Regions from separate parts of the Homo sapiens genome. Here region 2 is linked to region 1. Evidence: chromatin loops called from intact Hi-C (ENCODE). Cell type or tissue: CD14-positive monocyte. All regions are shown on one strand. Region 1 overlaps XYLT1 (xylosyltransferase 1). Region 2 overlaps XYLT1 (xylosyltransferase 1).

What was found. Hi-C counts contacts between places; a loop is a spot of excess contacts. Peaks named below come from ENCODE experiments on the same cell type or tissue, not always from the same donor. Only the 100,000 strongest peaks of a DNase experiment are listed, where the experiment ranks them.
Region 2: a loop joins it to region 1, with 2.1 times the contacts of the local background. A loop is called at or near these places in 6 of 110 quality-filtered maps.

What each region holds. Positions count from the first base shown.
Region 1 is chr16:17,320,331-17,324,330 of GRCh38, reverse strand. All of the region lies in intron 2 of XYLT1 (xylosyltransferase 1), which reads left to right. Among named protein-coding and RNA genes, the nearest start is that of XYLT1, 150 kb to the left of the region's middle. RefSeq lists an enhancer at 3,190-3,689. In CD14-positive monocyte, no CTCF peak of the experiment used is centred here; a DNase peak (open chromatin) is centred at 2,280; H3K4me3 peaks cover 366 bases; H3K27ac peaks cover 3,438 bases.
Region 2 is chr16:17,374,603-17,378,602 of GRCh38, reverse strand. The region is part of intron 1 of XYLT1 (xylosyltransferase 1); the gene reads left to right. Among named protein-coding and RNA genes, the nearest start is that of XYLT1, 94 kb to the left of the region's middle. RefSeq lists a silencer at 2,508-2,577. In CD14-positive monocyte, a CTCF peak has its summit at 2,299; DNase peaks (open chromatin) are centred at 462, 842, 2,592 and 2,912; H3K4me3 peaks cover 935 bases; H3K27ac peaks cover 3,623 bases.

The DNA of each region.
Region 1 (4,000 bases):
GAAAATCCCTGTGTCTGCTTTCTTGTGGTATTTTTTTCTTTTTCTGTCCCTTCTTGCTGCTCCCAGTGAGCCTGTCTCTAGCGTTACCATTTTCTCCCTTTTCTCTTCTGTCCTTTTCTTTTTCCCTTGACCTTTTTCTTTTTATTTCTCACTTTTTTCCCTTGTTGTCTCTGGATTGGCAAGGTGGAGAGAGAATTAGCAATCCCCATGACCATGCTTGTTAAGATGAGTTGGGAAGCATGTGTGCATGGGACCTGAGCTGGGGTCTCAGAGTGTGCCTGTCTAAAACAAATGAGCTTTCTACCCAGCTGTTGTGACATGTCTTCCCATAGCTTGAGAACAAGTCTGTTTCATACTTTAGTAGATACGGGTTGCATTTTAGATCTGAAGTTGGCCAGCTCTGAATAAGTTAAATGTTTTAAAGCTACATATGATGCTTTTAGTATTATCTGCGCTTCGGAACTTTCTGTGTCTCTGCCATCTGCTCTTGACCTAGAATCGAGAGCAGAGTCTGATCAGACCTGGGCATATTCATCTGGGGACTTGGGCACTACCTGATCTTTTTTTTTCAAAAGGAGAAAAAACCCAGAGAAAGCAGCTACACACTGGTGATGTCCTGTTGCCAGTGAACAGGAGCAAGTGGCAGTAAGCTCTGGAGTGATTCCTCAGGCCCCATCAACCTAATGTCCCCTGGGCTACATGTACAAGTCCGGAGCTGGGAATAAAGTGAACCGTGATGACGAAATAACTGGCTTTAGTTAAATAATTTGCTGTTTACCGCTTCTCTGTTTATGAATCAGTTAAAAGCCCTTTTAAGTGAAATTGGATAGACTACAAAGTGTTGGTTTCATGTGTTTTATTTGCAGTTTAATCAGCGTGATCCAGCTGCTGGAGTGGGGAGAGTGGAGCCGGGGTTTTAATTATCCCTGCTTTGCCCGAGTTAGGAATTCCCAATGGTGCCGTCTGCGCGAAGATGCCAAAAACCGCATTGTTCTTTAATTAGCTGTTGTAATTGTTTTAGTCTAATCTCCGTGATTAGCAGCAGCATTAAATACAGCAGGAAGAATAGGCCTGTCCTCTACGTACTGCCCCAGTAAACAGAGCCTTTCTCCCTTCTGGAGAGGGATATCATAGAAAATCAATTAGAACTCAACCAGTGTTGATTGGAAAATGATAAAGACCAGCCACCATGAAGCAGAGATGGCTTTGAGGAGTTGGTTTATGGCCTCCATGGCCAGCTTGCCTGGAGAGCTCTGCAGCCCTGACCTGCCATGGAGGTATTTGGCTAGGACCTGCCAGATGGCCCTGTCCCTCTCTGGGGATGAGGAAATGGACCGGATTGGCACCAGCTGCTGTTTTGCCTTTAGGTTCTCTGTTTCATGCATTCAGCCACAAGCTTTCATCAAGCACCCCCTTTGTGCCAAACATCATGCCAGGGGCCTGGAGATACAGCACTGCACAAGGCAGAGACAGTTCCTGTCTGCATGGAGTCTATAGTCTATAGGAGGAGACTGATGGTCACCAAACACTTGCACAAGTGTTGGGTTCTTTTAAAGTGTGAAATGCTATGAAGGGGAGCTAGGAGAGAGTTTAACGGAGATAACTCATCTGGTCAGTGAGTTGGCAGGGCTAGGAGGGTGTCCTAGACAATGGAAGTATAAACTGAGATCCAATGAGTAAAAAAGAGTTAGCAGGGCAAAGAGGCCAGAGTGAAGACATATACATCATCAGGAGCAGCATGTGCAGAGGTCCTGAGGCAGGCTGGAATTCGATCCTTTCTGCTCATTGCTCTATTAGAGGCAGGAGAGTATGGTGGGAGTGAGCCAGATTCTGGATCTAAACCCCTTGTTAAAACCCTATCTCAGCTGCATGAAATTCTTCAAAGGACACTGCAGCACTCTGTCTCAGCGTCCCAGGATGTAAAATGGAGATGATGATGATGACGATGATGATTATATTATCTAGTTCATGGGAATGAATTAAGTTTCTACTTGTCGGGTCTTCAGAGCACTGCCTGGTAGGTACTGTGAGGCTTAGGAGGTGTGAGCTGGCATCATTAATCTGTTGGGGTAGCCTTCTCTTTGAAGTTTAACAGAATAGGCTAAAATCTAAATCTGTCATGTACAAGTCTTGTGACTTTGGCCTAGTTACCTAACCTTGCTGTCCCCGCTGTCTTATGCATGAAGCGAAAACACAGTCAAAGAACTCAGAGTTGCCATGTGAGTTAAGTAAGATAACTCAGGGGTTCCGTTCTGTTGTAAGCCATTGTTTGGTGCTCAGAAAGTAGTGGCTATTGTCATTATTCGTGAAACATCTGCTTGGTATGTGTTTGGTGTTGAAACTCAGTGATGATAAGTTCCCTTCACTACTTCTTCTTTCCTTCCCATTGTTAGCAAGGCTGCGCTGTCCTCCCCAAGTTCACAGAAAAGATAGCTCCGCAGCAGGGTTTGCCAACCTTGCCACCATACCATTTGGGGCTGGATAAGTCATTTTTTGTGTGCAGGGGTTCCCAGGTACTGTAGGATGTTTAGAAGCATCTCTGGTCTCTACCGAGTAGATTCCAATAGCACCCCATCCCTGGAACCACAATGTCTATGGACATTGCCATATGTCCCCTACAGGGCAAAATTGCCCCCGATTGAGAACCACTGCTCTAAGGAGAACAGAACAGATAGCTGGGTGTGGTGGCTCATGCCTGTAATCCCAGCACTTCGGGAGTCTGACACGGGGAGATCACTTGAGGTCAGGAGTTCGAGACCAGCCTGCCCAACATGGTGAAACCCCATCTCTACTAAAAATACAAAAAGTAGCAGAGCGTGGTGGTGCATTCCTGTAATCCCAGCTACTTGAGAGGCTGAGGCAGGAGAATTGCTTGAACCAAAGAAGTCAAGGCTGCAGTGAACTGAGGTCATGCCACTGCACTCCAGCCTGGATGACAAAGTGAGACTGCCTCAAAAAAAAAAAAAAAAAAAAAAAAAAAAAAAAAAAGGCTAGTTAGTACTTTGGGAACTGTCCAATGTGGGCTATTACAGTAAAAATAGTAAAGTTTGTTGGGGAGGGCAGTGTGCAGTGGGCAGTTGTGAGATCCTTTGAGCATGAGGCGTTTATAGTGGTTTTCAATTTCAGATTCATGTTGGAATCACCCGGGGAGAGTAAAAAGCAGATGTACAGCCTGCCCCACTGGAGTCTGATGTTGTGGGTATGGATACAACTCCAGGGTAATTCGTAGCTCTCTAGGTGATTCCAATGGGCCTCAGAGTTGAGGAGCACTTTGTAGATGAGGAGCTAACCTACCTGTGTGAAAAAAAGGTACTCAGGGAAACCTGCATGGAATGGTAGGGACAGGGCTCCACCTACCCTAGATGACATTTATTCACATACAAGGCATAAAAAGTGCTAAGTGCCTTACGTATATTTTACCGAAGTCCTTTATGTATGTTAACTCATGCAGTGCCAAAAACAATTCTATGAGTCAGGAACTATTATCATTAACCTCATTTCCGTGGTAAGAAAACCTAGGCACAGAGTGGTTAAGAAACTTTTCCAAGGTCGGCCAGATGCGGTGGCTCATACCTGTAATCCCAGCACTTTGGGAGGGCAAGGTGGGCAGATCACGAGGTCAGGAGTTCAAGACCATCCTGGCCAACATGGTGAAACCGCGTCTATACTAAAAATACAAAAAAATTAGCTGGGTGTGGTGGTGGGGGCCTGTAGTCCTAGCTACTTGGGAGGCTGAGGCAGGAGAATCGCTTGAACCCAGGAGGCGGAGGTTGCAGTGAGCCGATATCGCACCACTGCACTGCAGCCTGGTGACAGAGCAAGACTCAGTCTCAAAAAAAAAAAAAAAAGAAACTTTTCCAAGGTCACACAGCTAAGGAAACTCACAACTCATGCCCCATTTCCTCAGGAGGTGGGGCAGAAAGAGGTTTTGGATGTAAGCATTGGGAATGGTGTGTTTGAGGGTCTTCATAGTGGGTTAGATGAAGGCCTTGATGCGATA
Region 2 (4,000 bases), 54 kb before region 1:
ATTGCTTTATTTGAAGAAAAGGAAACTTTTAGCAACATATTCCTAGAAATTACCTCAATTAGAAGGAGACATCTTGCTAGAATACTAACTAGGATTTTAGGTTAAATTATGCAGTCATATATTAAAAGATCCACCTTTTGGGAAATATCCATTGACTGGTGACCTGGCAGAAGGAAACCTCAGGCTCATTTCTCTGCAAGGTCCTGGCCTCTTTGAGTAAGCCCAATAGACATAATCAAGATGACAGTGTATATTATTTAAAAGGTGATTATATTAAAGCATTTTTTGGTGAAAAAAAAAAGTCTTGGAACAAATAAATACCTATTTGGTATGGGAACTGCAGTCTCTTCCTCTTTCTCACACACACCCATGCATATTGTCCCTTCAACATTCGTGCCATTTGTTGTGTTTAATTATAGGGGAAGTGAAATCCTCTCCAAAGTTGCCTGCTAGTTAATTGCTGACGTTTCATTCTCGAACATTTATTGAGAATAAGCTCTGCCCCATGCCTAGTGGAGGAAACCCCCGTGACATTTGAGTACTGTAGACAGGTTTGACCTATTCCAATTCAACAAGAGAGAAAGAAGCAAGGGAGAAAAAGAGCAATGCAGATCATCTGGGTATCTTCTTTGTCCTCCAAAGCCTCAGTTCTTCCCTTTGTACAATGAGCACAGCTGGATTTAATGGGCTCCAGGTTCTTTGCTGCTCTTTGAGGCTGAAACTCAGGGGAGGTAAAGAAATTCTTTTGCTTGTTCTGAACCCCAGTGGGCTGATCCAGAGCTGCTTGTACACCCTCCCCTTTCTAGATGAGATGGTTCCAGCGTGAATGGGGATGCTCCAGTGCTTGAAACTCACAGGCATCACGTGGTTAAGCTAGAAATAGAAAATAAGTCATGTCTGGGTTTCGAGGACTCCCTGACTATTCTGGTTATGTTTGGAACAGAGCGTTTATGAGAGGCTGAACTGAATGGATGGGATCATAGCTTCCATTCCATGGAAGGCAGGGTCGTCCAGCTTTCCTGATGGGAATGTGTTTGTTGGGCAGGGGTGGGGTTGGGGTGATAAGCTTCTTGGGGAGTGAGCTAAATAAGCCATTCTCAAAGCCCTTCCCCTGAGAATAGAGCAGGCTGGCTGTCCCGCCAAACAAAGAGCCTGGATGTCTTGAACCACTGCAGTGATGGGAAGATTCTGCCATCCAGACAATGGGAACTCTATCGCCATGTCTAGCTGAGGACAGGGGGTTAGTGTCTGGCCTCATGAGGTCCCAACAGGTCTGTTTGATGGGCAGGTTAACAACATAGGCACTAGAACCAGGTCCTTCTTCCTGGCTGGGGGATCTTGGGTGAGTTATTAGTTAATCTGAGCCTTGACTATTCCATCTATAAAAACAAGACCCAGAATAGTACCTAATTTTGTGTGTGTGTGTGAGGCAGAGTCTCACTCTGTCACCTAGGCTGGAGTGCAGTGGTGCGATCTTGGCTCACTGCACCCTCCACCTTCCGGGTTCAAGCAATTCTCCTGCCTCAGCCTCCTGAGGAGCTGAGATTACAGGCATGTGCCACCATGCCCGGCTAATTTTTGTATTTTTAGAAGAAATGGTGTTTCACCATATTGGCCAGGCTGGTCTCGAACTTCTGACCTAAAGTGAGCTGCCTGCTTTGGCCTCCCACAGTGCTGGGATTACAGGTGTGAGCCACCACACCTGGCCTGGTTGGGTGCATTTCTTGTTCATTCGTCATTTGGTCCCTATTTTTTTTTTTTTTTTTTTTTTTTTTGAGACAGAGTTTTGCTCTTGTTGCTCAGGCTGGAATGCAATGGCACAATCTCGGCTCACTGCAACCTCCGCCTCCCGGATTCAAGCGATTCTCCTGCCTCAGCTTTCTAAGTAGCTGGGATTACAGGTGCAAGCCATGATGCCCAGCTAATATTTGTGTTTTTAGTGGAGACGGGGTTTCACCATCTTGGTCAGGCCGGTCTTGAACTCCTGACCTCAAGTGATCCTCCTGCCTTGGCCTCTCAAAGTGTTGGGATTATAGGCGTGAGCCACTGTGCCCAGCCAGGTCCCTGTTCTTTAACAGAAAAGACAAGTCACCAAATCTGTTTTAGGCCCTTCAGATGCAGCTGTGAGCAAAAGAGACATCACCCATCCTCTTGAGCACTGGCTTCTAGTTTGAGTGGCTGGTACCCTGAGGAAGGGTCTGGAAGGACACAACCTGCAAGCTTGGCTGGCTGTGGTTGGCCTACCTCTGTCCTCTTAGGTTGGGGTTTCTCAGCCCCATACTATAGATGTTTGGGGCTGGATAAAGGATCAGCTGACCTGTGCATTGTAGGATATGGAGCGCCATCCCTGTCTCTACCCTCTAGGTGCCAGTACACGCTCCCTTTCAAGTTATGACAAATAAGCGTGTCTCTAGACAGTGTCAAATGTTCCCTGGGGGACAAAACCACCCCCCTGGTTGAGAACCACTGCCACCAGGTCGTGAAAGCACAGTGGGATGGGCCCCTCTAAGCCCTAGGGCAACGCTGGCTGTGATCCACAGTCCCACTTCCTTCTCTGTAAAGTGGTTGGATACACAGGTCAGGGTTTATTAACAGTACAGGCTCTGACGCAAGCAAACACACTCAGTGATTAATGCTAATGGTAATGGTGGTGCAGTGATGACCGTCCCTTTTCAACACTGCCACCTCCCCCTGCACATACATCGTAGGGACACCAGTGGCTCCAGCCGTTCAAGTCTGGGTCTTTGCCTGTGGTGCCCCCAGGGCATGGTAGTGAAAGGCCGGGCTCCGGAAGCCACCTTTATCTGAAGCGTGGAAATGTGGTTCCAGGCTGCCTGTCCCAACAGCAGACCCATCCACCTGGCCGGTGGGGATTGATCTGATGGGCACGAGGGCCCAGGAGCATGTTCCCGGCCTCTCTGGATCATGGACTGCTCTTGAGCACCGAACTTGACCAGCCTTATCAAATCTGACTGTATTTCCCTTTCTGTAATTCACCAGAGAGCCTTGTAAATCAGCAGCCACTAGCAATTCCTGCTTTGTGGTGGCTGTAAGACTCAGAGCAACTTGTTTTTCCAGACCTCTCGTCTAATCTTTTCTGTGTGTGTGTGTGTGTGTGTGTTTTAAATGTTATCTTGAACAAGAAACAGCTAAAATTTTATTTTTTTTTTTGCATTGCGACAGGGTTTTTGCCCAGGGGTCTGTTGGATGGGCCGGTTAACAATATAGGCACTAAAGCCAGGTCCCTCTTGGCTGGGGGATTTTGGGTGAGTTATTAGCTAATCTTAGCTTTGAATTTTCCATCTATAAAACAAGACCCAGAATAGTATGTACTTCATAGAGATGTTGCGAGGATTAATTAATGCTTATAATGCTTCTAAATGGGCTTAAAGCACTACCTAGTCCATAATAAGTGCCTAAGAAATGTTATTATAGGATTTGAAGTTGCACGGACTGGAACTTGAATCTTGGTCTCTGCCCCTTACCTGCTGTGTGACATTAACAAGTGTCTCCACCTCTCTGAGCCTGTGTCTGCCTTATATTAATAGCTGTGGTTGTTGCAGGTTGAGCCACCAGTGTGTCCTAGTTGGTCTGGGATATGCCTGATTTTTAGTGCTGAACGTCCCATATCCTCAGTCCCAGGCAAGCTGGGATGCTTGGTCACACTGGTTATGGGGTTGAAATAAACCATAGCACCTAGCACATTGTAGGTGTGAGTAAATGGAAACATGCCAGAAGTAGTCTGTCCCATTTGGTTATGTGTGGGAGGTGGTGGGGGGATGTTTTAGCTGCTCATTTGTTTCAGCCTACAAATACTCATGCCATTTTCCTCAGCCATAGAACTCTTGCAAATTGATGTTTTCTAACCTAGATTGATTTTTTTTGTCCTTCTATTTTAGACAGAAAAAAGATTTTTTTTGACTTTCATGTTACAAGATATCACCTCTTGTTTTTTTTTTTCTGTCTGTAATAACAATACTGAGGGTTGAATAATTAGTAC